4 separate regions of the Mus musculus genome follow, and regions 1, 2 and 3 are each linked to region 4. A link is a loop called in an ENCODE intact Hi-C map of the cell type or tissue named here. Cell type or tissue: heart. All regions are shown on one strand. Links, peaks and the distances in the headings refer to the core of each region. The heading gives the core; the rest is flanking DNA.

The links. Peaks named below come from ENCODE experiments on the same cell type or tissue, not always from the same donor. Only the 100,000 strongest peaks of a DNase experiment are listed, where the experiment ranks them.
Region 1: it touches region 4 in a loop (2.6-fold over the local background); 3 of 42 quality-filtered maps call a loop at or near these places.
Region 2: it touches region 4 in a loop (5-fold over the local background); 11 of 42 quality-filtered maps call a loop at or near these places.
Region 3: it touches region 4 in a loop (5-fold over the local background); 11 of 42 quality-filtered maps call a loop at or near these places.

What each region holds. Positions count from the first base shown.
Region 1 is chr2:125,317,881-125,325,409 of GRCm38, forward strand. Fbn1 (fibrillin 1) reads right to left here. Exons shown (of 66, transcript NM_007993.2): 50 at 6,946-7,071; 51 at 3,736-3,885; 52 at 3,316-3,381; 53 at 2,983-3,099; 54 at 1,117-1,236. Among named protein-coding and RNA genes, the nearest start is that of Dut, 74 kb to the left of the region's middle. In heart, for the core only: no CTCF peak of the experiment used is centred there; no DNase peak of the experiment used is centred there; H3K27ac peaks cover 1,101 bases.
Region 2 is chr2:125,720,470-125,727,998 of GRCm38, forward strand. It overlaps Shc4 (SHC (Src homology 2 domain containing) family, member 4), which reads right to left and starts at 3,679. Exons shown (of 12, transcript NM_199022.2): 1 at 2,324-3,679. The coding sequence starts at 2,908. In heart, for the core only: a CTCF peak has its summit at 3,417; DNase peaks (open chromatin) are centred at 3,412 and 3,754; H3K4me3 peaks cover 2,488 bases; H3K27ac peaks cover 971 bases; H3K27me3 peaks cover 2,803 bases.
Region 3 is chr2:125,728,598-125,736,126 of GRCm38, forward strand. No RefSeq gene overlaps it. Among named protein-coding and RNA genes, the nearest start is that of Shc4, 8.2 kb to the left of the region's middle. In heart, for the core only: a CTCF peak has its summit at 3,255; a DNase peak (open chromatin) is centred at 3,304; H3K4me3 peaks cover 883 bases; H3K27ac peaks cover 1,222 bases; H3K27me3 peaks cover 180 bases.
Region 4 is chr2:125,255,703-125,263,231 of GRCm38, forward strand. Dut (deoxyuridine triphosphatase) reads left to right here. Exons shown (of 6, transcript NM_023595.6): 4 at 1,147-1,221; 5 at 1,368-1,438; 6 at 1,655-3,347. The coding sequence ends at 1,711. Among named protein-coding and RNA genes, the nearest start is that of Dut, 12 kb to the left of the region's middle. In heart, for the core only: a CTCF peak has its summit at 3,754 (motif pointing left); no DNase peak of the experiment used is centred there.

The sequences.
Region 1 (7,529 bases), core at 1,674-6,673, 62 kb after region 4:
TGTGGTCAAAAAGAAGCCAAGCTCTCTAATACTCTTAGTAACCTCTCCTTCCCCAAACAAAGAGGTTCCTATGAGACAACAGGGATTCTGGGCTCAAACAGAGTGTTCTGGTCATTTTATACTTAGAGAAACTCAGTTTACACAGATGCCCTCTACTGGGAAAAATGACTTTTCTAGAGTGCATGGTTTAGAAATGTCAGGACATGTTTTCAAAAGCGAGAGGGTGAAACCAAACCTCTTCGATGATCATGCTGTCCCCCAAGAACAACAATGTGTATGAAGGACAGGACTGAGCATCCAGGCCAGCTTTGAACCACAGCCTTAAAAGGCTCACAACACTCTGAAGGTACCAACAGTCCATATCTCTGATGAAGGGATCCCTTTAATACCACTTTCCCTTCCCCTCCCCCATTCTTTTCCTACACCAGGGAACCCTATCATGAAGAGCTTGTGGATCATCTGGACAGCTGCTGGGCTCTGCTTTTAGAGTTTGTGATTTAGTGGTCGAAGATGAGGCCAGAAAGCTTGCATCCCAGGGGAATATGAGGCAAATAGTCGAGGGACCAACCACTCTTTGGCACTCCCTAGTTTTTCTTTCTTTTCCATACTTCCTTCCAGGCAGTCACACTGACAAATACTTTTCAGATGCCTCTATGGGTTAGGCAACCTCTCCTTTGGGATTGCCTCCAGATGACCACAGGATGTCAGTGGTTATCTAGCTCTGTGAGCAGATGTTTCTAAGAGGAGAGCAGGAGAATACAAAAGAGGTGGGGGAGGGGAGAAGAGCCTTGGAAACAAAAACAACAAAGGAAATAGAGAGTAATAAGACAGGAGGTAGTAAATGAGGAGTTGTATTGAGATGTAAGCAGAAAGACACACTAGTGAGCATTCCGTTATATACAATATAACTTCTGCCACAAGTCACCTCTATTGTTTTCTTTATATTTCCTGACCATATGAGGTCACAGAGAAGAATGATGCAACAGCCTGCCATGCTCAGATGTTCTTAACTCTCCATGCCCTGAAAGGTATTTGATCTTAAGAACTACAATCAAACAGCTGCTCCCATGGTCAGTATAGGCAACTGTCTCTTCTGTATCCGAGACCCTTACTTACCTTCACAAGTCATCATTGGGCCAGGCTCGAACCCCTCCTCACAGGTACATTCAAAACCTCCAATCACATTCTTGCAGGTCCCATTTCCACAAGGATTGCCCACAGAGCATTCATCGGTATCTGCCAGTGATCCAAAGTGGAGATAAAATGAGTGCAGATAAAATGGAGCTAAGGCTCTGATATCACTTTTCATTCTGTCTGAGTTCTTGGATCTGTGTTGTCTTGCTCAGTTATCCTGTTCTTGCAAGGAGGGAAACCTGCTGACCACTGGTTTCTAGCTGGAGTTTGCACTTGCTCAAAGGCAGAGACAGTGAGAGAGATGGATGTCTAGCCCTTACACCGCCCAAGTGGCTTTCTGCAGACTGTCCTGGGAGTAGATGTCCTAATAGCTAAAATAAGGCTCCTATATGCAGCCAGGGGTTTCTGCTGGCTCAAAGACAAAGTCTCCAGTTGGTCCCACTTCACATCACTACACAAAAAGGCTTACATATGATGGAGTTTTGCCAGATATAAAATAGAAAATTACCTAAGATTAAATAGAATATACTGGATAAAAAAACCCAACATTCAAGTAGATTTTGTTGATTCTGTTAAAACCAGGTGGTTTACATTAGGCAGAAAAAGAAAAGACTAGGGAAAAAAGAGAGAGAGAGAGAGAGAGAGAGAGAGAGAGAGAGAGAGAGAGAGAGAAAACATGTTTAGGTCATGGTCTTTCTAAACAACTGTGGAGAGAGAAAATATTTTACCAAAAAAAAAAATCCCTAAAAAGTATAGATGCCTCCTAACCCATCCATCTGGATCGTCCACTGTTCTTGTTTCCGGCCTCGGCCTTAGGGAGAATATTTTCCCTTGGGAAAGAAAGAACTCTAATTTTAGAGATAACGTTGCTATTTTAGATATCTGAAGCCGAGGAACACAGCAGGCTCTCCTCAACGGTCACTCTTTCTAGGAGAGGAGAATCCTTTTGCACATACACAGCCGCAAACTGAAGATTCCAAAACACTAACATCGATAAAATTTGTTCCTGTTAGGTTACTAAATCTCACATTTAGTCCAGAATACTGCGTCTTCTCTGATTTAATAAAAACAATGGTATCATTGCAGTTTAGAGCTGCCAGGGTAATTAGACACAAACCATTTCACTTGCATAGTAGTACCCCCAAGGTGGGAGAGGTTGAATATACTTATATCCCACCCTTAGCTCGTGCTACAGTCCTCAGACCCCCTCTCTTTATATGAAGACAGTACTTTTTAATCTGCACACATGGACATTCAGTGTTGATCACACTGTCACAGGAATACTTTGTTAGAGTTCTTGGACATATTTAATTCTAGCATATAGTGAAAAGAATTAAGAGTAAGTGGTCCACATAGAAGCCATCCTTAGACATTTTAATGGAAAGGCTAAAATAAGACACTGAATAAGGTGGTTGGCCTTCCATATTACCAAATATACAAGATGCATAGGAAACTTGGTGTTTTTACATACTGAAAGTATAAACTATGGGCACTAACAGTATATTTTAATTTTCACTAAGACTTCTGTTCTGTTGTCCTTTTCAGTATCTCTTAGGACACTCTTCTGTTCTGTTGTCCTTTTCAGTATCTCTTAGGACAAGTATCTCTTGTCCTAAGAGATACTGCCTTCCAAGTTAGACTACAAGGGCCATGCAAGGAAGGACTATCCTTGCTTGGTTCACTGTAGTAGCTCCCTACCCAGCACAGGGTGGGGACTGGCTAGGAGTCTAAATGAAGAAGCCCTCAGTGGAGGAACAGAACATGACTCGTACCTTGGTTCAGTAAAAGCCAAATCGCTCAATTTTTGCATAAAACAATTTCAAAGGAAGGGACTGAATCACTACTCACCCACACACTCATTCCCTTCCAGAATATAACCAAAAGGACACTCGCATCGATAGGAGCCGTCTGTGTTAATGCACTGCCCATGTCTACAGACATCAGGTTCTTTGCATTCGTCCATATCTTAAGTGGAGAAAGAAAAAACAATAAAAAACCAAGGTATTTTTCTTAAACTATTGTCATGTCAGTTTTCAGTAAGTGAATATCTAATATCACAATACAACTAAAATCCACATGATAAGACGTCAAATAGAAGAGATTATTTCTCCCAGGTAGATAAGGAGAAATAAGACCCAGAGGAAGGACAAAGAGGCAGGGAAGACCTAGCTGGGCACTCACCAACTGCTGAGTCATCAGGGCCCACAATGATCCCACTTCCAAAGGGGCAGATCTGGCGGAAAGCCTCTGTAGTGGAGAGATAGACTCATTAGTGGGCAGATCAGAGACAATGACAGCCTTCCCACGCCCCCATCCACTGTGTGGCTGTGGCCACGTGCTGCACACAGTGAGAGATGCCCAGAAATAAGGAGACATCACCAAGATTCTCAACGACGTGCCTGCTCTTTGGATGACTCTGATTTACAACATTATTAAAAGAGAAAATAACTACCATGCTCCTCTGGTAAAATATGTTTAAATGGCATTCAAGTTACACTTAGAATTTGATGACTCTACTGACTGTAAGGCTTACACTGTTCATGGTTCCATGGTCATATGTACACGAGATCATGCGATGAGAAACAGAGATGTTAGACTTACCATCTGGCTCAGTGGGGCACAACTCACAAGGATCTCCCCAGCCTTCTCCCTTCAAAGCACAGCAGCACTCCTGCTTGGAATGGTTTCTGGATTTGGGTGATGAACACTTCCCACCTTCAAACTTCGCATAGCAGTAGCTCATTCGCAAATCTACAACATAAATCCACAGTACATTCTAGTCGCTTTCCTACTGAATCCTCATTGTCTGATAGTAGATCAATGCGTTCCCTCATTAACTAGAACAATATTCCAAAAGCAATTGGAAGCATGAAAGAGCTGAGACTGCTGAAGTCACAGACAGCTGGCAAGATAGGAGGAACAGACTCAGGTTGCTTTATCTTTTTCCTTCAGTTTACCTGCTACTTCAAAGCAACCTGATAGGAATAGTAAACTCCAAACTTTCCAGCCTTAATAGACTTCCACTAACAATGCCAGGATTGGAACATCCCCAGATAGAGTCATTCAGGAAGAAACGCCCGTATGATGGCTTCTCTTGTGTGGGTTTTGTACAACTTTCAGCAAGCAGACTAAGACAGGAGAGCCTCCTGGTTCTAAGACATACCGTCATTCTGTGTCCTATATACTCTGGGACCAAAGACAACCCCACACCACTACATAGGACAAATGAAGGAGTGGTAAGTGTATGGACTAGTCAACTGAGCCACCAGGGGCATTCCCTGAAGTAGCTATGCATGGAATTGTGGGGACAAACTTCAAGTGGGATTTTCTGCAGACTTTATACTCATGCACACACAGCTACAGCAAATTAAGTTTCCAACGAGTCTGTTCAGTGCAATAGAAAGAGGAAGCAAAAAGAAGACGGAAGGCAGGGCTATGGTGGGTGTAAGCAAAATAACCCTTCTTTCAAAGAATATATGTATTTCTTTATATTCATTATTGCTCTGGAAACTCCAAGGAAAAGGTGATATCTCTCTTATAAAATGCTCCAGTGTTGCTTGACATAATTTTGGAAGCCAACTGTTCCCATCCTTATGGAGCAGAGTGGGTGACTCTGAGAAGTGAGCTAATGTAGGGTCTGGAATGTGTTTTTTCAAACCTGACTTCCAGAGCCAGGCATTACGTCTCCTTCATTACCCTGTGGCTAAGCTCTGCAGAGCTGAGGACTTGATTCCACTTCCGCTTTGTACCCTTCCTGCTTCCTGGGTTCTGACTACCTCTGACTTCTGCATTCTCTACTCTCAGTTTTCCAGTCCAGAAAGCACACTCCCACAGCAGTGCTTGCCACCCAAATATTTACTCTGTGGAGAAATGCCAAGACTTAAGTAATTCTCATTTCTTGGGTGACATCTTTTTTTTTCATTTGCTTTATTCTTCAAGTTCTTTGTCCCATCCATTGTTTTGCATAAACAGAGTTGTTTTTTACCACTTATTCCTACAGCCATCCTTAAACTGCTGACCTTACTCTCGATCCAGTTCAATGTTCAATCTTCCCCACACTACTCTCTACACCAAAAGAAAATAAATGTCTTGGATTCAGACTGAGACTCAAATGCAAAAAGTCCCAGAGGCATCTGGTGCTTCAAAACCCCATATCAGGGCTTCTGGGTAACTTCCTTACTTTATACCCAATAGACGCCTGATTCAATTTGACACCCTATAAGAAAAATCTCTGTCTCAAAATTTCAGGTGCCAGCAGAACCTGCACTCAATAGGAGATTTGCTTTCAGTCATGTGAAACAGCACAGTGCTCACATAGCTCAGTGCTCACCTCAGCCAGTGTTCACTAGAATGCCTGCTCACCAGTTCATCTGCGAACAGCCCTTCCTGACCTCTGAAACTTCTCTGGAACTATGGCAGTCATTTTCCCTGCTTGCATTCCTCAGCTCTGGCTGAGGGATGTGGCAGGGTTCTCACAGCTGGGCTGCTTCTTCCTGCAATGTCAGCTTGCCCTGTGACAGGCCTGTGCAAATTGAATTAATAGCCTTGGAGTTTCCTCTGGCTTGCCACATGGACAGATTCGCACCTGGCTTCTCACTGCTTTCTTTCCGAATGCAGGCCAAGCAAGCCAAAGACACAAATGAAGTCAGGCTCTATGGGGCTGACCTGGAGCGCACAGGCAGATTAGCTACTTGAATCCAGCTGTGCCTCAATCACTACCCTGAAACCCTTGTGGTCATCTGATAGCCCCTACAAGATCAAACCAACCAGAGAATTTGCAACCTTTCCCTTCATACTTCCGCACTGATGAACTGATAAAATAAAACCATAACCAGACAGAATAATAGTAACAAGAGTTCACAGGAGACTCAGAGACAATAGAACTGTGTCTTGCAGTTGCCTGGGTGGGTATTAGTGTGGTTGGGGTGAGCAAACAGGATTTCTATACCCATAAATGGCTTCTCTGGCCAAAACTTGGCAGGCCTAGATTCCAAAGCCATATTTTAGAATCTTAAATTGTATTCTACACCTATTATTTGGTAATATGAAGCAAATCACACACACAATGTAAACAAACAACTAAAAGCACAAAGCAACAAATAGACACGGACAGAAATCCTAAACTAAATATTTATGGGCCTTCCCTACCCTGTAATTCATTAAACTCGTTTGTATAAGTATAGCCAAATAACAATTGCACTGCTTGGGAATGTCTAAACATGTTTCTGGGCTTTATCCAAACATTATTTTGTGCTTACCTTCTGAGTCTTTTAAAGTTTTTTTTTCTTTTATTTTAAAGTTAACCTGGCAAGCCCTTGAATATTTTCACCATTGACAGGTATTCGGTTTCTCCAAAGGATATGTACAGTAAAGTGGGTGGGGGGGGAAACAGATTATCAGTTTGCATTTTCTCTGTCTGAAGATTTTGGTTTGCACCCACATGCATTTAAGCTGCAGCTTCTGAGGCAGGAACGAACCTATATCTGGTCTGCTCCAGGTTCTGCAGTATCAGTGACTCTTGGGGATGCCCGCCCTCCCCCCCCCCCCCCCGGAGCCTCTCAGCATCTGTGCTTGTCAGAGTGATAGAGGTGTAAGTGCCAAGAAAGTTGTATAAGCAACTGAAACTTGATGGATGAGTTTTTAACCTCAAAAGTCAAAATGAACCTTAGGGCATATGGTAATCATTAGACCTGTGGGTGAATGAAACATCTTCCCGTTCACAAAGACTCAGAGCTTCGCCATGTTTAAAACATAAGACCATAACAAATAAACACAGAATCATGAAAGTCCAAAGCTTCCAGAGGCATTTACCTTGGCACCTTCTTCCAGTGGAGGACAGGGAGAACCCCTCTGGACACAGACATTTGAAGCTACCCTCAGTGTTGCTGCAGGTCCCCAAGGCACAGATTTCTGGCTCTTCAACACACTCATCAATATCTGAAAGAATTATACACATCAGAGTCAGAATGTCATCCAGACAGCATCGGTCACTGCACGGAGACATACAGCTTCAGTGGGGAGTTGTTTCAGTGCCTTTGCAACAGAGAAGCGACTGCCCGTGATAGAATTTTGAAGTGAAGTTTTAAAAGTTACTTTTAACAAGTCTCGATGTAAAAATGGAATCTCTTAGAGCCTCCTACGAGTTATAATGATGAACCACTCACACATGGAGGTGCAGGGCAGTCACAGAAATGAGCCCCTTACTTGAGAAGGTACAGGGCCAATCAGAGAAGCTGTATGACCTCCACACCACACTGAACTGGGAGAGAGGCCAGAACTCCAGCCCCGCACCTCACCATTGCACAACCCGAGTCCAGTGCTGACCTCAATGAAAGGTGATCTCCCTGCACTGGCTGATGGAGCCTTCCCAGCACCCCATGCAGTAGCATTCCCAA
Region 2 (7,529 bases), core at 1,774-6,773, 460 kb after region 4:
TGCTTAAGCCAAAGCCAGCTCTAACTTAAGGTAGATGGAAAACGGAGTCTCTGTTGCAATGAATGAAGAATCACAATGTTGATTCTGACCCCAAGGACCCAGCCTTCTCCACCCAAGTGACTGCCTCTCTGTTGACTCTGCTGTCACATCTCCAAGGCATCACTAACATTTGAAACAGGGACAAGATCATTTCTGATGCTTAGGATTCGTCTATTTCATTGATCAACATCCAGCTTCTACAATGGATCCTGCAATGTGATTGGTTCATAGTATGTGGCAGTCAGACACATGAGTACCTGGGAGTAGACAGCAATAGTGACATATATGGAAATGAGGAGAAACTCGGGGGCTCCTTTAAAGTCCTCACTGGCCCATGCTCACTTGCCATTAGGACATTGCTCGACCCCCACCCAACCTGATCTATCACCCCACCAAGCTTTGCATCTATGTATGCTTGTTCCTATGGACAAGAGCACTGCACAGCCATGATGTGTCTTTCTCAGTACAATATTTTTCAATGAAAATTAAGAGGCTGGTTCTTCGTTTTTAAAAACTGGTTCACATCCCAGTAGGATTCTCAAGGACAGAATGACAGCCAGGGTGGGACTCTGTGGGAAGAGAACTAAGAATGGTATGTAGGAGACAGGAACCCAGATAATTTCTGAGTTGAAAAATTACTCCTCTTGTATTCCTCTGAGACATTTTAACTTGATAACATGACAAATGAAACCCTTTTGTCTTTCAAGTTAGGCTCTATAAATATTAAGATATTTTAGATTTTGTGAGAAAGGCAGCTAAAACCAGAGATGCACATCACAATATCATAGCAAAACTGTGAGTTCATTTGGGTTATGGGGTCAGCATTTCTCCTGGAGTAAGTTATTACCACTGTGAGAAGACAGCTGGTGTCCTCATTAAAAACCCAGAAACACTGGTAAAGATATGAGTGTGGGGAGCCGACAGGGATACAGGACAGAAGGAAAGGTGGGGCTGAAGGTAGGAATCTGAAGGCAATAGGCAGGTGCCAAGAGCCCAGGTTTGGGAGTCACTCCAAACCATAAAGGGTTGGCACCCTACAGCTTGACAAGTGTAATGCTCTTCTGGATTTTCCACAAACATGCAAGCCTGGTCACAGTATGCTACTTGCTGTTGAGGGCAGGAGCTGGGCTCTGCACGCTTATCTTCCTTAGGGGCTGTGGGCATCCATTTACCAAGTCTGCTCCAAGCCCGTTCTCTCTGTAATCTCTCCAGCATCCCCCAAGCTGTCCATGAGCCTGATGCTGTCAGTGTGCAAAGCAATCACCCACTCTTCTGCCTTCAGCTCTGACTTTTTAAGCTCAATCACTGCCGGGCTGATGAGACTGCTCACCTGCACACCAGCACCTCTAGATAGCACTGTTGTTATCGGAGAGGTCAAGTGCAAACTGATGAGTCCCCTTCCCAATTGACTCTGCTGACTCTGGCATCCTGAGTATCATCCAGGACTTAACTTTGGAAGTTATTCTTCATTCTCTAGTCTTCATCCTAACTCAGCTACACCCTCCATGAAGAACAGCAAGCATTCTCACTGGCCTCGAGGATCTCTTCCTGCTTCAGCACAAGTTAAATAAATCATCAGATGAATCTTTTAAGACCTACATTCACGATATGCCTGCGGACCTATGAGGATCTTGCTCACCAGTGTTTATAGCCTCTCTGTTTGGCCCTTGAAGAGCTTTGATGACCTCCCTTTCTTCCCTGTTCTAATTTGTTCAGTCCCTGGGGACTGTGCTAGCCGTCACCTCCACCTCTCCGTGCCCTCTCCAGGACAAACCCCAAGCTTCCCCGAAGACCCCACAGTGACTTTGATCTACTCTTGCGCCTGTCCTGAATCAACCTTTCTACCATAGATACACCTTCTCATAAATCTCAGAACCCAGCTACACCCGGCTCCCCTGTCCCAGAGTCCCTGAGTACTCTCACAGATGCATCAATTGCTGAACATTGAAATGTCGATTCCAAAATAAATAAATAAATAAATAAAACCACGTCAAATCCCTTTTATACCACGTCTCAGTTGCCATCTTATCTGTCTCTATGAGAAGCTATGTCTGAGCCAACAGCTGCCTATGGGTTAGCAATGGCTCACACCCTTGGAGCAAAGTGGATCTGACTCTGGCATGTGTCAGATCCCTGTAGGAAATCTCTAAGGCCAACTCTCCCTTCGGTTGATCCAGCGGTATGTCTTGTAATCTAGAGCCCAGCCAGGTTAAATCGAAGTCCCCGCAGAGAGCACAGCTGCCCTTCCTGTGAGTGCTCAGGGAGTAGGCCTTAAGGGACTTACCCGCACACAGTAGTTCAGACCGTTCCCCAACAGGTGCTGCAGAGGGGGCCCGTCCTGCTTGCTCCTGGGGCTTGGTTCTCCAGGGCCAGGCAGTGGGCAAGTATCAGGACGCAAAGAGGTGGGCCTGCGTCCCACCTGGTCCGGATCCGGTGCAGGTGCAGGTCCAGTCCTGTTTAGATTGGATTCTGGGGACGCTGGACGGCTTGGAGTCTGATCCTGGTTCTCTTGGAGCTTCAACCGGCTCACCTGTTTCGTACCCAAGCAGAAGGTTTTCAGACCCAGAAAAGTGATGGGGTTGGCCAGCTTCATGCTTGCCATACGGGGAATCAAGGTGCACAGCGCCGTGGGGCTCTCCTGGCTGGACACAGTGGCATCCTCAGTCGGCAGGTGAGGGGCCAGGGCTGGGTAGGGAGGCGGCGACGAGCCCTTGTTTCCAACGGAGCCTCCGGGGCTCCCTTCGTCCAAAGACGTGATGGACTCGTTCCGAAAGCGGCTGTACTTGGTCCTGTGAAGCATCCCCAGGTGCCCAAAGAGTCCTACATACAGCGTGAGTCCTGCCTGGCTGTCCTGGCTGCGTTCTCGCATAGCCTTAGCAGTGCTGAGACTGGGCACCGCAGCCTAAAGTGCCTCGCAGTCCGGTAGACCCACGCCACAGTCACCTCTCCTGCTCTGGCGGTCACCAGCCCGGGTCCGAGACTGCTCAAGGATGACAGTCCCGGAGGACGCCTCCCCAGCTCTGATTGCAGGCCGGCCCTTCCAGGCCCTGGCAGAGGCCCCCGGAGCGCGGGGGGTGGGGTGGGGTGGGAGCGGGGGTGTCTTCGCCCCGGAGTCCCGTCCCCCAGGCTGGGGCAGCGGGTGCCACCACGCCTCTAGTCTTAGCAGAAATATTTACCCCCTTTTCCTCTGCGCACAGGAACTTTCAAACCTGCTCCCCTCCAGCTCCCACGGGGCGGGGCAGGGACTAGCCCATTAACCCTTTATTTGTTCCCGTGACTGTTCATTTCAAAGGGAAAAATAAAAAAGCGCATAAGAGTCAAAGGCCCTTCTGTATGGGCTGGGGTTATGACGGCTGCCCTCTCTCGGAGGATCTTGGTTCTGGGCCACCAGCCAGGAGTCCTAGCGACGGGCGCTGGTCTGCATTGTTCCTCCAGCTTGAGGTCCGGGCATCCTCTGTGTGGCTCGGGTCCGATCCCGGCCGGCCCACCCCTTCTCAGGGCGCCCTTCCCTCCTGTACTCTCCTGCAGGCTTTTTTCAGGAGGAGCCTGTGCACAGCAAAAGGCTGAGTTGAGCAGACGATACCCAGGCTGTTGAAATTTTTATGAATGAACTTTGCCGAATGAATTTCCCTCGTTGTGTGAGAGCTAATAAATCTGTGAATGGAGCCGAGAATAGCTGTAATTGACTGACCCGTTTGGGGCGGCGCGGGGGTGGGGGTGTGGGGGGTGCGATTTGGTTTTCATCCAATCAGGCTGCAGCTTCATGAGTCATGCACCGTGAATATACTAACTAGTAGCCGGGAGAAACGAAGCCGGGCAGAGAAAAGGGAGGGTAATATCTGATGAATGGGTTAAAAGTAAAGGCAATCTTTGCTCCTGGATCGTCAGTATGCTGGGAATCAGAAGGTTAAAAATCGATTTCCTTTCTTGTTAAGATGGGGAGGGGCGAGAAAGGAGCTAGAAATTAGATATATTGTTCCATGGACATTAGGGCATATGTTACACAAACAACTCTTGTTCAAAGCCTAGATTCGTTTTTCTTAGAAACGTTTTTTTTTTTTTTAATTGATTGCCGCCCCATCTTCTGTCTGATACAATTTCCTGAGCCCATCAAAGGCCCCGGGAAGACAACCGTAAAGGCTGAGCCCACAGGAAGCCTGAGCCCCAGCTGGGCAGAGGAAATGCAGGTTCATTCAGGAGCTGAGAAGAGCGGACTGCTGAGACCTTGGGGTGGGGGTGGGGTGAGAGTCTCCGGGAGGAAGCAGCTGAGGTTGCGTTTCTCTGTGAGCCTTGGCTCCAGTACCTGAGACTATTCATGATTTCGAATACTAAGGCAGCAGCCAAGAGAATCTGGGAAGAAGGCCACCTCACCTTCTCATTGACCACGGGCTCTCGAGTGCTCAGGACTTAGCCTGAACTCCAGGGCCATCCAAACACAGGTTTGAATGAAACCAGTGCAGGTGACTAGGAGACAAAGGCGCCTCGCCGCCGCCAAGCTTTTGTGCTTAGGCTCAGAACGGCTTGTTAGTATCCTGCCTGACAACTTTGTGAGCTTTTTCTATCCACTGGGAAGGCCTTTTGTGGCGTCCTATACCTTCCTTTCTGACTTTCTTTTTGCACCTCCACATTTGGCAAACACGAAAGGAATGGCTAAATCAGAACTCATATACCCGGAACCTAGGGAGACAGGATCAGGGGAGTGGAAGGTGGGAGGAGGAGGGAGTAAGACTGAAAAAATCCGCTAGTACCTCTACTGCTACGCATGCTTCTCTTTCATCTCTGCCTTCTCCTCTGGGTCCCACCTTACCGTATGCCATGCCACAGTAACATCCCACTACCTTGAGAGAAGTTCCTGTGAGTGGTAATGGCCTTGTCTGTGAGTGGCAGCTAATGAATGACGTGTGGGAGCATATGAAATAGCTACAGTCCCTGTAAAACATCCCCACAATGCTCCGGGAGAGTACCTGCATCTCCGAAGCATCCTGGGCAGCATTTTTTAAAAGGTTGCTGGAGAGATGGCTCAGTAGTTAAAAACGTGTACTGCTCTTGCAGAGGACCTGAAAGGGTTTGTGTCAGGTAGCTCACAGTACCTCTGGCTCCTGAGGATCTGATCTCCTCTTCTGGACTCCATGGCCACCTGCAAACACACACACACACACACACACACACACACACACACACACACACACACACACACTTAAAAACGGCACACACCTATACTTTTAAAATAATAAGATAAATCGTTAAAATAAATAAGCAAATTAAAGGCCAATGGAACCAGGGTGTCTCCATTGAAGTAGTGTTCCCAACTGCTAGAGTATACTATGTCATCTTAGGCAACCAAAAAGGAAAAGTACCACAAAGTAAGGGACACCAAGGAAGGAACACTGTCTCAAGAAGCTATTCCCAATGCTCGTCTGTGTCTGGGAAAGGTGGTGATGCTGAAAACTCTAACAAGACCTCAGGATGCCGTTCTGCCTGTAGGCCTGAGTGACCTAGAAGGCCCTCTTAGGCAGCTCTGCATTGTGCTGACCAGACCAGCATGATAGGGCACTCTGGGGGCTGCAGGCTGAGCTAGGTGGACCAGCAAGCATGACGCTGTGAGCTACTTCTCTGTCCTGGGAGCCTGGAAGACATTCACTATCACCCGCTGAAAAGCTGTCCCTCTGTCCAGCAGCCCTGGAGATGGCTGGCTAAGAAGGTATATGGGGAGAAAAGGGCCAATATATCGTCTCCCACTAGAAACAGAAACAAAGACAACACTAAGTAATGGTCACTAGAGCTAGCCCACCAGGTAATGCCTGTGTGCCAGTAGTATTAACAACTGTCTGCACTGTGGCATAAAGTGTTAATGTTTGGTCTGTTGCAATGGATTGTAATGCTAAATTCTGTACCTGAAGATCTAGGCCTACAAGTGAATTCTCACATTTACACACTTTTGTTGTGCAAACCTTGTTCCTTGATTTAAAATGATTGGTTAGCCTGGCAGTAGTGACCCATGCCTTTAATCCCAGCACTTGGGAGGCAGAGACAGGTCAGCCTGGTCTACAGAGTAAGTTCCAGGACAGCCAGAGCTACACAGAGAAACCCTGTCTCAACAAACAAAAACAAAAACAAACAAAAAATGATTGGTTAAATAAAATTGTCTACAGCTAATTACTGGAGAGGCTAGAGGTAGGTGGGTTTTGAGTTACCTGGTTGAGGGTGGAGAAGAGAGACCAGGAAGAGAAGGAGAAAGAATGAGAGGAGAGGAGGAAGCCACCATGAAGGGAGATGGATCATGAGCATGTGACCAGGAGAAACAGCAAGTATCTGAGGTGCACCACTGGGGAGGTAGCCAGGCCAGCACTTAGAAGAGCAGATTAGGAGTAACTCCCAGTAATTGTCAAAGCCGAATAAAACAACCACAGTCTGAGTCTCACTCAATTGTAAGCTAGTCCAGGATACGTTTAAACTGGTTGTACTAAAGTAAAGGAAAGTAAGTTGTGCAGCCTGACTCCAGCTGGTGAGTGATGATGGCGCCGGACATACGGCTGCCAGACCCACTGCCACCTGATGATCAGAAACCCCACATCTAGATGCTGGCCCTTGTTGAGACTGCAGGCTCATTGCTCCCTGGTGGTGGAAAGGAGAGGTGGGGATTTCTTCTTACAGGTTCCAGTATTGTGGAGATGCCTAACGGAGTCTGCCATCCCAGATCAGCCAGAAAGTAACTGGTCTCCCACCTATTGCTTTCCTGCCTCTACTCTGCAAAGCCGCCAGAGATAAGGAATTGTAGGCAGCTCACCAAAGACCTCTTAGAAGCAAAGATAAAGCCAGGCTACAGGTTATGAGAAACCTTGATGGCCTGCCCGCTGCCCACATGCACTGTGTATTTGGCAGCTCAGTGTAGGAAAAGGACCCTCAGCTGGACTGGCTTAGTGACTGACCTGTAATCCCAGCTACATAGGAGACTGGGGTAGCAGGATACAAGCTCAAGCAAAGCCTGGACTAGAGTGAGTTCAAAGCTAATAATAACTTAAGAGAAGGAGATAGGTGATGCTTGCCTAGCATGCATGAGGCCATGGGTTTCGTCCCTAGTACCATTGGTGGGGGTAGAAAAGCCATTAATGTGAGAGCGGGCTCTTCAGTAAGCTGTGCCATTTTCTTATCTATAAGATGGGCACCATAGGGCTGGGGCAGGCTCATATTCCTCCAGACCAGGTTCTAAAGTTAGTGCTTCACAACTCTACCTGTGAACAATGTTATGGTGCCTTGTCTAAGCCCATGATCAATGAGAGGCAGGGCCCATGTGATGGCTTTTGACCACCACAACATCATCCAGTAGACACAGAAACCTAATTCCGTTGTTTGCTCATTCTCACCAGAAGATGGTGTCAGATCTCATTATGGGTGGTTGTGAGCCACCATGTGGTTGCTGGGATTTGAACTCAGGACCTTCAGAAGATTAGTCAGTGTTCCTACCCACTGAGCCATCTCTCCAGCCCGCA
Region 3 (7,529 bases), core at 885-5,884, 470 kb after region 4:
CAGCTGTTGGTGATGATGGATCCTCAATGACACTGGACACAAATGTCACTTTGTCCCCTCCCCTAACCCTCCCAACACCCTTTGCTCCAGTGTGGCCCATGGCACTCAGTGGGTGAGTATGAGCCCCCTGCTAGGTCTCTACCTCCAGAGAAAGCAGGAGAGGGAGGAAAGGGACAGGCTGGAACCTTCTGCAATGTAGCAGTCTATGCTATACTGAAAAAAGCTCGCTGCTTCCTTTAACTAAAACAAGCTAAACCAAGAAGCTGGGGGTGAAACAGAACTTAGGGAGAGGGTTGCTTTCTGATCCTCTTCATGCCTGGTCACAGGCAGATATCTCTTCTTGAGAATCACTTTAAAGCACTGAAAAGGAAGCTTGCTAGCTTTAGCGTGATAGGGGAAAATGGCCGTCTCTCTCTCTCTCTCTCTCTCTCTCTCTCTCTCTCTCTTTCTCTCTCTCTTTCTTTCTTTCTTTCTTTCTTTCTTTCTTTCTTTCTTTCTTTCTTTCTTTCTTTCTTTCTTTCTTTTTTGCAAAGAGTCACCACAGTCAGATGGCATGAGATTCTGGACTGTAGAGATACCAGACCCAGGACCACAGTAATGGGACCTGCCCAGCTCTTGCTTCTTTCTCCATTTCCAGTCAAAGATATTCCCACAGGGACTTTGCAAAAATAACCATCAAGGCTAGTGGGGCGGAAGGTATCATTCAAAACGTAGCACTGTTCGTTTCAGTTCTTTTCTAATGTCATTCTGGTTCTCCCATAGTGTGTAAAAGGCATGGTGGAAGAGAGCCAGACAGCCCAGGGGCTCCTCACATGTACACATGGGTGCAGAAAAGCCAGCTGGCTTAGCCACAATGCTCAGGCAATGATTGCTTCTGGTCACTTCTGAATTTTGAGCTAGTGAGGAGCCAGTCCAGGCCATCCCCACTGGTGACACATGTGGCCCAAGTGTGCCACCTTCTCTGGTGAAGGGAGTGTCAGCCAAATGTATCTGCTGTGTTCACAGCCTCCGGACGATCCTGCTTCTTTACTCAGAAACCCGCCTTTCTGAGTGTGTTGGCTAGCGCTCGGGTGAGTTTGGGATCTGCCCTCTGTCATTACTGTTACTGCTCTGAAAATGATGTCCTCATAAAGGTCTAATTTTGTCCAGGCCACCAGCATTCCAGAGTGTGAAGCTGCTATTTCACTACCCTTTTGTCTCCACAACCAACCTGTTACAGGATGGTCACCAGCATCTTCCCAGTGTCAACTTGTACAAGAAGGCAGTTTGAGGATGCATCTAAACCCACCGTGAGAATCCACATCTCCTTTTTCCCAGATAGGTTTTTAAGCGGCTTTTCAAAAATGCTCCTCATGGCAGCTGAATTTTGAAACCTGTCATTGCTGTGAAAGGCTCCACAAAGATGGTTACCAATGCCTCCGCCTCAAAGCTGCCATCTTCTTTCTGTCTTAAGACAGACAGAAAGACTCAGGACAGATGCACAGACCTCCAATGACTGTTCCCAGACCTTTGAACCTGCGCGTGCCTAGCCAGGTTTGTAAACTGCCTGAAACACAATGATGCTTTTTGCTTCTAACTTTCTTCTTTCTCAAAGCTGGATTGTAGCTAGTGGCTCTTCCATGCCTACTCCACTGTGATATTTTAAGAGCAAGCAATTTGTTTCTTCGCTTTCTCGGGTCCACAAATAGAGACTACTTTGTCCCAGGGTAGCTCCTTCTCAGTCATTCCTAGTTTAGATGGCTTAATGAGATTTGGGGAAACTGAGCAGATGACTTAGATGAGATGCTAGACTTTGATTCAGCGGAATAATAAGCAGGGAATTTTGAAGACCTTGGGATAAGGTGACTAGATGCCGCCCATGCAATATGAGAATCTACAATGGACAGAGAACAGACTAACCTAGGAAAAACTGGTGAATTGTGTTAGCTAAGCGGTTAAATTTGTGACAGGTTTTTTGATTTGAGTTTGAATGCCAACAGGATGAAGTTTTGTGTTGTATCAGAAAGAAAGGAACAGTTCCACCTGATATTAGAAGAAGAAAGAAGAGGAAAGAGGAGGAGGAGGAGGCCCAGCCTGGGTTGGAAATTTGGTTCTCTTCTCATTCTCCAACAAATCAGATCAAGGTGAAAAGAAGAACCCCACGATGGGCAAATGCCTGTAACCTCGCACTCAGGAGGCTGAGAGGGGAACTGTGAGTTCCTCCAGCTAAGGCCTGCCACATTACCTCCCCTAAAGTGGGCTTCTAGGTGAGAGAGAGAGTTAGAGAGGCCCCTTAGTGCTGCCGGCCTAGGCCAGAGAACTTCAGGGGGAGGGATCCATTCTACAAGGCCTTTTCTGTGTTTTCCACTCCCTCCACTAGACAGAGGCCTGGGATGAGGTGTGGCTGGAGGAGCCTCAGAATAGGTGACAGGGACGGGGCCTGCAGCTTGCAGAGGCAGTGCAGGGCCCAGAGAAAAAGGCAGACCTGGTGGAAGTGCAAATGCTCAGGCATGGTGACTCAGCCACGTGTAAGCACTGTTCTGAGGCTGACCTCCACCAGCCGCTGTTAGAATCCCATGAGCCCTTTCAGCTCTCTGACTTCACACCGTAAGCCCCCCTTTCATTTACATACAAGTACCTTATTGACGGGCACGAAAACAAAACAGATGAAAATTAAATTCACCCACATGCCAATTTAGACACAGTCCTTGATGACATTTTAGTCTCACGCAAAGCACATCTATCTCCACATTCTCCCTCACACGTAACCATAGTTTTTTCTTTCCCTAATAATAACAACAAGTCGCGCGTGGTGGCGCATGCCTTTAATCCCAGCACTTGGTAGGCAGAGGCAGGCGGATTTCTGAGTTTGAGTCCAGCCTGGTCTACAGAGTGAGTTCCAGGACAGCCAGGGCTATACAGAGAAACAATTTTCTACCCATTTCGTTTGGCGAAATCCCCATAATTCTCATGCACTTGCAGATGAGTTATTTTAATGGCTATCTGCTGCCACTGCGCAAATGCACCATAATTTACCACAGAGGTTTACACGGAGATTGACTGTAATATCTAAAATGCCAGCCAAGGGTTCAAGATAACCTTTATGAGCGTCTCCCTGGCTTCCGTCGTTTCTGCCAGTCTGGATGTTTTTACAAGAAGATTTAGATGATATCCCTCTCTCTTAATCCCTGTTTCTTGGGATAACTTCCTAGAAGCTGGTTGCTTACTTAGGTGCGAAAGCCTCCTCCTGGTGCATCGCTGCGACCCCTGGGGACGGCAGCGGGAACTACAGTTCTGGGCTGCCATTGGCCTTGGCCTTAGCTCGGGCAGAAGCTGGGGCTGGCAGGGGAGGAGCCGTCCTGAGCTTTTGCACGGATTGAGCCGGCGGGCCAGGCGACCAGGCGCGCTGCACCGAAGCTGCAGGAGCCGAGAAGAAAGAGCCAGTGTGCGCCGGGCAAGTCCAAAGGCTTCTCCAGGCACAGCGACTGGCGAGGAGGGGATCGGGGAGGGAGGCCACAGTCCCCCACCAGGACAAAGGGGCCTCAGTACTGGTGAGCAGTCGGCTCCGGGGCCTGGTAGTAGCATAAAGGGAAGCTGTGTCTCCGCAGCACTCAAGATCACCTTTGTCTTCTGAGTCTAAGTCAAAGAAAGGTTACAGAAGGAGCCTGCAGGCTCTCCTCCCTCCGCAGGGGTCTGGTCCAGAGAAGTAGCCAAGTTCTTTCCCAAGATGCTGGGAATTGAGATGAAAATAGAAATGTGCTTGCCTGGTCGCTGCGACAGTGGTCAGTTGTGTAGAAGGCACGTCCTTTGGCCAGGGCTCCCAGTGAGTGAAAGCCAGATCAAAGGATGGGAACCCGTGGTCCGGAAGGGGCCCAAGCACACGAGATACACACGCAGCAATAAGAATTCACCCTCGTTGGGAAGTGGCGGAAATCCGGAGATGGGCTCGGTTATCCCCAGCAGACTCTAAACTAGCCAGCCATTCACTTGTGTCTACTGTCTCTTTCTACCAAAGCCGCAATTTTAGGCTGACCTAATGGCTGCACCCCTTTGGCCAGTAGGGAGAGGCCAATGGGACAAAGGTAAAGGCACCATCCTTACATTTGGTCTTTGCATAGTCTCCTGGACTAGGGCAAACACTTCTGCCTGAATGCACCAAGTCACCCCAGTAGCTTGCAGCAGAATGAGAAGTTGGGATAAGTAATATGAACCCCTCCTCCCCCCAACACACACCCACACACTAAAATGCACATCCATTTTCTAACCCTACGATGGGGCATCTCCACATCCACTCATTCATCAACAGCCAACAATGACTGCCCGACTTGAAGGAGCCTATCCTAGCATAACTGTCTCTCTCCTGAGAGAGGTGTCATCCAGCTGCGGATTGAGACAGAGACCCACAGCCAAACATCAGGCAGAGCTTGGAAAGTCCTGTGGAAAAGTGGTGGGTAGAACTGAACAAGCTGGAGGAGTCCAGATCACCACAGAAGACCTACGGAGTCAACTAACCAGGGACCATGAAGGCTCACAGAGAGTGGACAACCAACCAAGGAGCATGCAGGAGCTGGACCTAGATCCCTTATCCATTTGTAGCAAATGTGCAGCTTCCTCTTCATGTAAGAAATGGGGGGTGGGGTGGGGGGTGGTCTCCATCTCTGTTGCCTGCCATTGGATCCCCTCCCCCATGCCTGGACTGCCTGGTTGGGCCTCAGTGGAAGAAGATACACCTAGTCCTGCTGGAACTAGATGCCCCAGAGTGGGGAGGTACACATGGAAGGTTCTCTGAGAAGGGGAGGGAGCAAATGGGGAAAGGGACTTGTAAGGGTGAGACTGGGTGGAGAATAGGGAGGGGCTGTGATTGGGATGTAAGGGAAATACACAAATTACTGGAGAAAAATAAACAGTCCTGTTATTTAATCAAGGTCCACTGTCTAAAAATGGCAGAGCCAAGACTTCAGATGTTTTTACACCTGAACACTGGCTTCCCCGACACTGAAGGACATGGGCTATTGTAAAGAGACACAATAGGTCAGCCACTGCCATGTAACTATAATATCTAATAGTCATTAAAGGCTGATAAAAAAAAACTAAATTATCAGAGGGCTTCCAAGTCAGTCATGGAGAAAGGTCTAAGCTGAGAGAATGATGGAGAGACAGCTTAAGTCACTGAGCCCATTCCTCATTGTATTGTTCTTCATGAACACAGTGCTCCACATAGTGTGACGGTTCGCACTGACCCTCTGCTGAGCACATCTGTTGGTAATCAGCACTCATTTCAACTCCCAGAATCTTTATTTCAGTAATCCTACCAATGTTTCAAATACACTCATTATTATTACATTTGTACTGGTGATCTGGGCTCAGTGACATTTGATGATGCTGGGTTATGTAATTGTTTTGGGGGTGTCTTAGGGTTTCTATTCCTACACAAACATCATGACCAAGAAGCAAGTTAGGGAGGAAAGGGTTTATTTAACTTACACCTCCAAACTGCTGTTCATCACTAAAGGAAGTCAGGACTGGAATTTAAGCAGGTCAGGAAGCAGGAGCTGATGCAGAGGCCATGGAGGGATGTTCTTTACTGGCTTGCTTCCGCAGGCTTGCTCAGCCTGCTCTCTTATAGAACCCAAGACTACCAGCCCAGAGATGGTCCCACCCACAAGGAGCCCTCCCTCCTTGATCACTAATTGAGAAAATGCCTTACAGCTGGATCTCATGGAGGCATTTCCCCAGCTGAAGCTCCTTTCTCTGTGATAACTCCAGCCTGTGTCAAGTTGACACAAAACCAGCCAGTACAGGGGGTGCCCACGACCCATGCCTGTATAAGACAGAGAACTGCACATCAGTAAGTACTGGAGGTGTTCTGGCTGCTTCATCAACCAGCTGCTGCCTTTCACCATCTCCTAGGGCTTCCCTAGTCTCTAAGATAGAATAATATTGAAATTAATAACCATACTATGGTTTGTAAGTATTGAACCAAAAGGGGAAGTATGGGTCTCTCACTTTCAATCAAAAGGTTGAAGAGGACATACCCAAGACTGAGATAGGCTGGAAGCTGGGTTTTGGCACCAGCCGGCGAAGCAGTGAACCCACAAGGCCCATGAAGGAAACTGAGTACCAACCCAGTGCACACACACATGGCCATAGAGCACAAGAGCCAGGTGGCTGACACAAGTCTAGTGGTATGAACCAGAAAATCATATTAGCTACAGCATTCCCTTAAGACAGAGCCCAACCCAGAGACAGACTATTAACTCTCCTCAGTTCTAAGAAGCTGGGAGACTTAGACAAGTGTGCAGATGTTGGTTCACTGGGACTGGGAAAAGCTGCTGCCCCTGTGACATGCATGAGCAGGTGAAATGGCACTTGGGCTAGGAGCTGTGTCAAACTGGGTGGGTACAGCAGCCCAGGTCTGGAAAGCCACTGTGCAGAAAGTGGAGGCAACTTAGGGAGATGTCTCAGAACAGAACAAACCAAGGTGACAAGAATCAAAGCCACTTCTTCTTTATACACAGCCAGTATTAAATATTTTATTACAGTAACAAGGAGCTGACTAATACATCTTCTGAAAGGCTATAGCTGCCATAGGTAGTGATTCCCCTGATGGATATTGGTGAAAAAAAATTAAAAACCTTCTGGAAATGATCACTCCAGATGTCATCAGGAAGTCATGGGCTGGGGATGTGCCTCAGAGTCAGAGTGCTTGCCTAGTTTGTGTAGGAAGTTGGGTTCAATTCCCTGCACCAATTTTTTTCTTTTTTAAATGTGACTCTTGGGGAAGTGTCAACATCAATTTCAGCTCTCGTAGATGATGGTGAAGGGTTCCAGATTTTAGTAGAGAATTAACTATGGTTGTGGCAAACATAACAAAAGCACCATAAAGAGAAGCAGATTTAGGGTGTGATGGGGGAAACATCTCTCTCACACAGCTTTAGTAATGAGTCACTTCTCACACATGAGCAAAAGCAGTGGTTTTCTGAGGTGGAGTCTATGCCTAGCAGAGAAACTATAAGCTCTGCTGTCATGGGAACAAGTAGAATAATCAGAATCAGCTTTTAAAAAAGCTGCAACTGAAGGATTCACTCTTAACTTGTCATGTTTTACACTCAGATGCCACTGAGCCACACTGTGGCTTAGTGCAGGGCTTGCCTAGCACTCCTGAGAGTATGGGCTTAATCCTAGATACCTCAAAAGCAGAATGACATACTAGAGACAGCTTTTGTAATAGGAAGAGCCAAAGGATGCAGGGGCTTCACTGTCCCGTGTTAAGTACAACATCAGCACCAACAGTGCCACTGGCAACCCAACATCAGAACATACACTCTGATGTTATCAGCCACCCACATCAAGGTTTCATTTTTCAGTTACAACTTACTGGAGGTGCTTAATAATAAAATACTCTGAAATGACATCACATGCACTGTCCAAACACAATTCTATCATACACCCAATAAACTACAGCATAAACATATTTCCAATTGCACAGAAAAACCAAACTTGTCATGTGACTTGCTCTGTGTTGGTTATCTGTTTTCTAGGGTGGCCCA
Region 4 (7,529 bases), core at 1,727-6,726:
CATGGTGGAAAATTTCCAGCCTTCTGTGGTCATTCATTCTAACATGGAACAACCTGCTCTGTACGAAGGAGTTTCCTTGTTAAGTGCAAGCTACATCACCCTGCAGTCAGCCTCCCTCCGAAGAGTCTGGAAACAGCTGGCCCAATCTTCACGTCGGTTCTTTTCCTAAGTATTAAGGACTAAACTAATAAACTGGTAGAAAGGAAACCTTATATAATATTTGGATTGGTGAAAGGTTTGTTGCTGTTCTACTAGAAAAAAATAGATCCTCAGTCTAGACAGAGTGAACTGCCTTTGACACGTGAATCAGGTCTCCATGTTAAAAACAGAACCAGAGGGCTGTTAGCCACATTATCTGGGCTTCTGTAAACACATCAAGTTCCCGACTCCAGGACAGCCCAGGGCAAGTCTGGGGCATGTAGCTCCTGGGCCGTGGCAAGGTCTCCTATAAAGATCTATTTTACTTTATAATATCAAACAGGTACCAATTGGACACTTAAAAATAATCTTGGGCCAGCAAGATGGCTCTCTGGATAAAGGTGCCTGCTGCTGAGCCTAATGACTTGAGTTTGGTCAGACCCACGAGGTGGAAGGAGAGCCCTGACTCAATGGTTGTCTTCTGACCTCCACACATGTGATGTTGCAACAGAAATTTCAAGTGAACTCATTAAGTTTACCAGCTGAAGTTTGCTGAGCGATTGTGGTTTAAAAGGGATAGGGTTGGAAATGAAATGAGGAATATATATAAACAGTGGTTCTCTGCTGAGCATATAGCACTGGCCTCCCGCTGTAGGTCACCAAGCTTTGGAGTCTTGTTTCTTTATGATTCAGTCAGAGCATCAGTGGAGCTGTTGGCAGAGCAGACGTGAGGTCCTAGTCTTTCCGGTGGTAGTCATCTGGGGGGGTTGGAGGTGGTGCGTCCTATGCTCAGCCTGCAGTAGGAAATGCTCACCACTTGATAAGCATTCAGATTGGAAAATCGGGACACGTTTTTCAAATTCTTGCATTTTAGTAAAACTTGTGTTCAGACTCTGTAGGGCCTAAGGGTGACTTTGTCAGTTGTAATCTCAGGAAGTCTTTGGCAAAGTGGTTTTGAGGTCACTGCAGACCCCTGATGAACGAAGCTAACATTGCTGTCTCCTCCAGCTGGTGTCATAGACGAGGATTACAGAGGAAACGTTGGGGTCGTGCTGTTTAACTTTGGGAAAGAGAAGTTTGAAGGTGAGTTAAGTCAATATGTTCATGGAAACATTTTGAGCTACCTGTGTCAGTAAAAAACTAACTCTAGTTCTCACTGAACAAGGCAGGTTACAGAAAATGGGTCAGTACACAGCGATGGTAATCTGTGTTCTGCTTTTTCTTTGAAGTGAAAAAAGGTGATCGGATTGCGCAGCTCATCTGTGAGCGGATTTCTTATCCAGACTTAGAGGAAGTGCAGGTGAGTACTGGAAACTGAGCGGAGAATGCCTGGTGTGTGTGTCCAGTGGAGGAGGGGCGGCTCAGCTGATGAGCTGTGGGGCTAGTGACTGGTAGTCTTCAAGCAAGGTTAGGTGTTTAGTTTGAGACTTGATTGGCTTTCCTCAGAATGGGTCCGTGCAGTGTGCAGAGGCTCTGACTGCCGCTCCTTTCCCTTCCTCCTAATAATGTCTTTCAGACCCTGGATGACACCGAGAGAGGCTCAGGAGGCTTCGGCTCCACCGGGAAGAATTAGAACTTTGCTGGAAGTATCTCGCTGTTTCAACACTGGAAACCAGAAGCTCTAACTTCGGAAGCATTTGGTGTTCTAGGATGCAGGAAAGGAGACCTCGATCACATCACGTTGGAACGATTCTGTTCCCTGGTTGAGGTCGCCTGTAAGTCTGCACTGTGAGCATGGCATTGACATGCAGACTTGGTAAAACCCAGGGTACAGTTAGATTTTTTGTTGTTGTTGTATTATTTAAATTATAGCCTTCCAAAAACTGTTTTTGATCATAATTGCTGTATCATTTGTAATTTTTTTTAATCCAATAAAGTTGTCTTTTAGCAGATATGATTTTACATAAACTGACTGGAGAACATGGAGGCTGAGTCAAGAGGATTGCAGTGACTTAGGCTAGCCTGGGCTAGTATGAGATGCTATCTAAGGAAAGAGGGTCATGTTAAAAGCTACTCCTTGTTCTTCTCTGCACTGGTGCTGTGTGACACTGGGACTTAGAAGATCTGCTCACCCCAGATTTTGAACCCACAAAAAATACAATTTAGAGTTTATGGTACTGTGGGGGAGGGACTACAAACAGGAGCAGAAATGACTTAAAGGTATCACTGAAAGCCTGCCCACCCAGCATGGTGATTGCTCCTTAAAGCTGTGAACCGTGCAGCCTCCAGGCAACTCTGTGGATCCTAGGGCCTCACCCTGTGTGTAATGGTGGAGGTCCTTCTTCCCTGCAGTGGCTTTTCCAGCAGTTTCCTGCCCGACACGACTGTCTGCCACCCTGATTGCTTCCCCTCACAGTCCCACTGTCTGTGAATAGAAATCTTAAAGGCCAAACCAATGTTAGTATTAGCAACAGATTTAGGAGTGTCCGAAGATAAAACAATGCAAGGCATGCCATCCTTCAAATGATAATGCTATCTGCGGCTGGACATTTTGGCTTTTTCTGCTAGTGTAAACAAATCCCCCGTCCCGCCCCGCCCCACCCTGCCACCAGGTAATTGACCTGATCATTTTAGCTGAGAAATGCACTCTTTATCATCCTAAGAAAGGCTGGCTTGGCTATCTTCCCCAAACAGAAAATAAAGTATCTTTGTGTTCCGAACTTCCCCATTTGGAGGCTGGCTGTGTGTACACAGGTGTCCTGTTGTTGCTTTTTCTAATAAGAAAAGAAAACAGAAAAGGCATAAATTAAAATTTTAGAGGTTACTTCAAGAAGTATATGTTTTAAGGTGTCTATTTGAAACTACATGGTTAAACTGGGGAGGGTTTTTTTTTTTTCTGTAATTTAGCAGGTCTAAAGGAATAAGTCTAGTATCTATATAAGACTATAGACAAATTAAGACTGTCTTGGTCCTAATTTAAAAATGAGTTTCTGGGGGTAGGAAAGACACAAATGTAACTATTTTTAATTCTCTTGGAAAAGACACTGTTGGGCTTGGTAAATTCTTTTTCTTTTTTGTACTTTCTATAAATGTTCAAAAACATGGTTCAGGAAAAAGATTACATTTTTTATGTGTTGTTTGAGACGATGTTTCTCTGTGTAGCCCTGGCTGTTCTAGAATTTGCTCTGCAGACCAAGCTGACCTCGAACTCAAGACATCTGCTTGCCTCTGCCTTCAAAGTGCTGGGATTAAAGGCGTGCGCCACCAGCATCTGGTTTATGTGCATCTTTTTATTATTTTTCCAGACAGGGTTTCTCTGTGTAGCCCTGGCTATCCTGAAACTCACTCTGTAGACCAGGCTGGCCTTGAACTCAGAAATCCGCCTGCCTCTGCCTCCCGAGTACTGGGATTAAAGGCATGCGCCACCATGCCAGGCATATTTCACTATATTCTTAATGCAGAAAATATATGTAAGTTTTGAAGAAAACCCAAATATAGAAAACGAGTTTGGAAACTTTACATTCAAGGTTAAGTTAGGTTCTTGCCAAAATATTGAATAAATTTAACAGCTCTCCCAAGCTTTTAAATCAAAGAATATGGTTCATATGTGGGAGTGAGGTCTCGGCTTCTGTGAAGACCAGACTGACCATGGCAAATACTGCCACCTTGTGGCATCTTACTAAAACAGGGCTGAAGTGGGGATAAAAGCCCCATCATTTCTAGTGTGTAGGTGCTAACTGCTTTCACTTCAATTGTTCTCTTATTAGATGATATAAATGAAACAACTAAGGTAATGGACTACCGCATGCTACCCTTGTGACCTAAAGGGCAATATTTAATATACTGAGTCTGAAAAATAAAGACAGATATAAGAAAAAGTAGAGATGGTGGATCTAACATGCACAGCAAAGAACGCCTGGCCAATGACAGCAGTCACTCTCAGCGGAAGAGAAGTTTAAAGACGTGAGTGGTGATACACACCTGAGATTCAGTACTTGGGAGGTCGAGGCAGGAAGATCCCAAGTTTGAGGCCAACAGAGGCGATCATGCTATGAAAACAGAAGTGATGTAGTCATTAAACAGCAAAGGCAAAGTCCAAATCAGCCAGACTTAATGCCACCAGGGTGGTGGTTTGTCAAATGGGAGAGAAGTCAGGACATGTGACGGGAAACTGAGGAAGTATATTTTGAGGGGGCAAAAGCAAATAGGGATAAAATCCTTACGCTGCATGCTGGGAGATGACAGGTAATAGTGTTGGGGGCAAAAGATGGATGCCACGCCATCCTGTCCCGTGGGAAGCATGTAGTGATGCGATAATAGTGAAAAAGCTGCCTGTCGGCTGCAATTATCTCAGAAGTGAAAAAAAATATATGTGTATATGTGTGTGTGTGTGTGTGTGTGTGTGTGTGTATACACACACACACAGGCAAAGCAAAGAAGATGTCTGATGACAAGCTTCAGAAGGTTAGGTTGAAAGTCCTCATTTCTTTCAGTTAAAGGATCCCAGTGCCTAAGTCCAACCAGCTCTCCCGTGACCTTCCCAGACTCCTTGGGAGGGAATGGTAACTCAGTCTCCTGGGGAAAGGCAGTAAAAAAATGGTATGCACACCTTTTGGGGAGTTTGGACAGTAGCTGAATCTTGCTTCAGATCTTTGATAAGACCCCATCTTTTCCCCAAGTAGACAAAACTGTTAAAGGAGTTGGGCCAGCTGAAGCTAAGGAACAGAGAGGTTGCCTCTCAGTACCCTCAGGGCAGGCTGTGCATTCATATTCCTCAGTGTTCCAGGTGAGCCATGACTGTGTGGACTTTGGACGATGGGAAGAACTGGAGGGGTAAGACATGGATTTTGTAAAGATGGTTTTATTTGTGCACAGCACAGTGTCTTTTGAACATCTTGTGTAGGCAAAATAATTGCCCATTAGCTGTCTTCTTTCTCTTCGAGACTTTTCTGTAGAGCTTTATCTTTCCAACTGCTTTGCCCTGGCACAGTCATCCATGCCCACTCCTTGAAGACTCAATCCTGGGCGTTTGAACTGGAGAACACAACAGGAAGAGAGGGGTCCTTCAAAGTGAGTGAGGAGCCACGTGTGGAACCACGTGTATTACTTTGACCTAAAGGAGCTATTCTGCACACCCTGGTGGACTGCCTAGGGTGAAGGTGGAAGTCCGTTCCTTTGTCTTAGTTTCTTCCAGGCTACCTGAGTAGGAGTTTGCTTAGGCAAGCCTGAAAAGATGCAGGGAGATAGAAGGGACTCTTCAAATATGGATGAGGGGACATCCAGACATGGTAGGGGACTGATGGGAGAAGAGACCAGTGAGAGACTCCCTGCCTCCAGTATTGCCAAGAAACTTGCTTCTTTGAAAACATAGATGTTCCAAGCATGAGTGAAAGTGGTGCAGTAGGTCCCATGTCTCCATAGTTCCAACAGCGCTGTGGTCCCATAGCCTCCCATGGTTCTGACAGTGCTGTGGGTGACGGTGTCCCGTGTCACCCTAATTTTCCCACTCCCAATTCTTCCCCAAATGTTTTGAACCAACCCCCAAGCTTCCTAGCACCATGGTGACATTTTAATCTGTTTGCTGAGCCATTAGTGCTGAGCTTCCTGTCCCTGTCCCCTCAATTCAGACTAATTGACCACTGTATTTCCACACCAGTAGTGCTTTGGGAGGGGATGAAAAGAAAAAAAATACATTCCGGTCAAAGTGGGGGAAGACAAATGACATTTCAGACAGTGCTCTGGGTGCACGGAGCACTTGGAATCCGGACGGTAAGAAGTTTGGTTTCTTCAAAAGCCCAGTTAACGTCGTGTAAATGTTTTTGTTTTAATCCCAGGTGTGGGATATGAGCCTGCTTCAGACTGTCCACAGCCACTAGCAAGGATTTGTCTTGTGTTCTAGATGGTGTATGATTTTTGCCAGCTGCAGATAGTTTACATTTAGAATTATGGGTACTCTTGAGAGGGTATAAATTTGAGAGCCCTGAGAAGGCCCAAGGTAGCCGCTACTCCTGCCTCGGCTGGTCCCTGTTGCTGCTGCTCCTGCTGTGGCTGGACCTTGCTGGTCCTTCCATTTGTGGTTTTGCTATTACTGCATTGCTTTTTGCTTGTTCGCTGGCTTGCTGGCTTGCTGGTTGGCGATATCCTGACTACAAAGAGTGGACTTGCCCCTAGGAATTAAATGTCCCTAATGAGCTGTGTCCCCTTTCCCCACTAACCTTTCTCTCCTACCCAGTGTTGCGGTATTGTAAGGGATAAGGGTGGCAAAGGGTGGTAGATATAAAAACCCAACTAAGTAGCCAAAAAGTAGGATTACAGTGAGTGGGAAGGTGGGGAGAGGAGATCGAAGGAGTTTTGTGGAAAGTTTCAGGAGAGCCTGTGCCCTGTGTGAGTTTGCAGGTTATCAAGAAAGAAGATTCCTCAAGACGTGGGGAGAGCATACAACTGGCATTTAGGTTACAGCTGAGTGTTTCTTGGAAGAAAATCCTGAACACCATCTTTCACATTCGCAGTGACTGATTTCCTTTTCTGTCCCTTTCACAAATCCAGGCTGTAGATGTCCCTGTGTGCACCCACCTGGACACCTCTGATACATGAAATGCAATTGTGCAAGGTCAAGGTTCAGCTTCCCTAATCCTAATTAAAATCTCAGCCGACTCCATTGATCACTTAGGAAACCAGCAAAGGCACCCACCAGTGTCAAAAGCCTGCGTGCTTCCCCGAATTTGAGGGTGGGCACTCGAGGAAGTAGATAGATTTGTTCATCTTCTTAAGGCATATCAGCTGGGATCTGTGGCTGGCTTCCTGCCTTGTCTGCATGCCCACATACATGGTTGGCTATCGCCCTCATGGTCCCCAGTGCCCAGTAGCACTGCTACTGTTTCTCTATGTTTCTCTAGTGCTTTATCTCCAAAGTTCTTGTTCATATTTTTTGAGAAGAAAAATGTTTTTTTGTAAGGAAAGAAAACGACAGTTTGCAATTCTTTTTTTTTTTTTTTTTTTGGTTTTTCGAGACAGGGTTTCTCTGTATAGCCCTGGCTGTCCTGGAACTCACTTTGTGGGCCAGGCTGACCTCGAACTCAGAAATCCGCCTGCCCCTGCCTCCCGAGTGCTGGGATTAAAGGCGTGCGCCACCACGCCCGGCTCTACAGTTTGCCATTCTTAACAGTCTTTTTATCAAATAGGTTTTTTTTTATTTCCATCTTAGGAAGATAAAAGACTATTTGAGAATCAAAATAATTAAATATTTGTAAAATACAATATTGAAATTGTCATCCAGAGAAGCAGTTCTCAACCTGTGGGATGTGACCCCTTGGGGTATTTAACGACCCCGTCACAGGGCTTGCATATCAGACATCCTGCATGTCAGATATTTACATTTCGGTGGGAGGTCACCACAGCGTGAGGCTCTGTGCTAGCATTAGGAAGGCTGGGAACCACTGATGCAGAGGCTT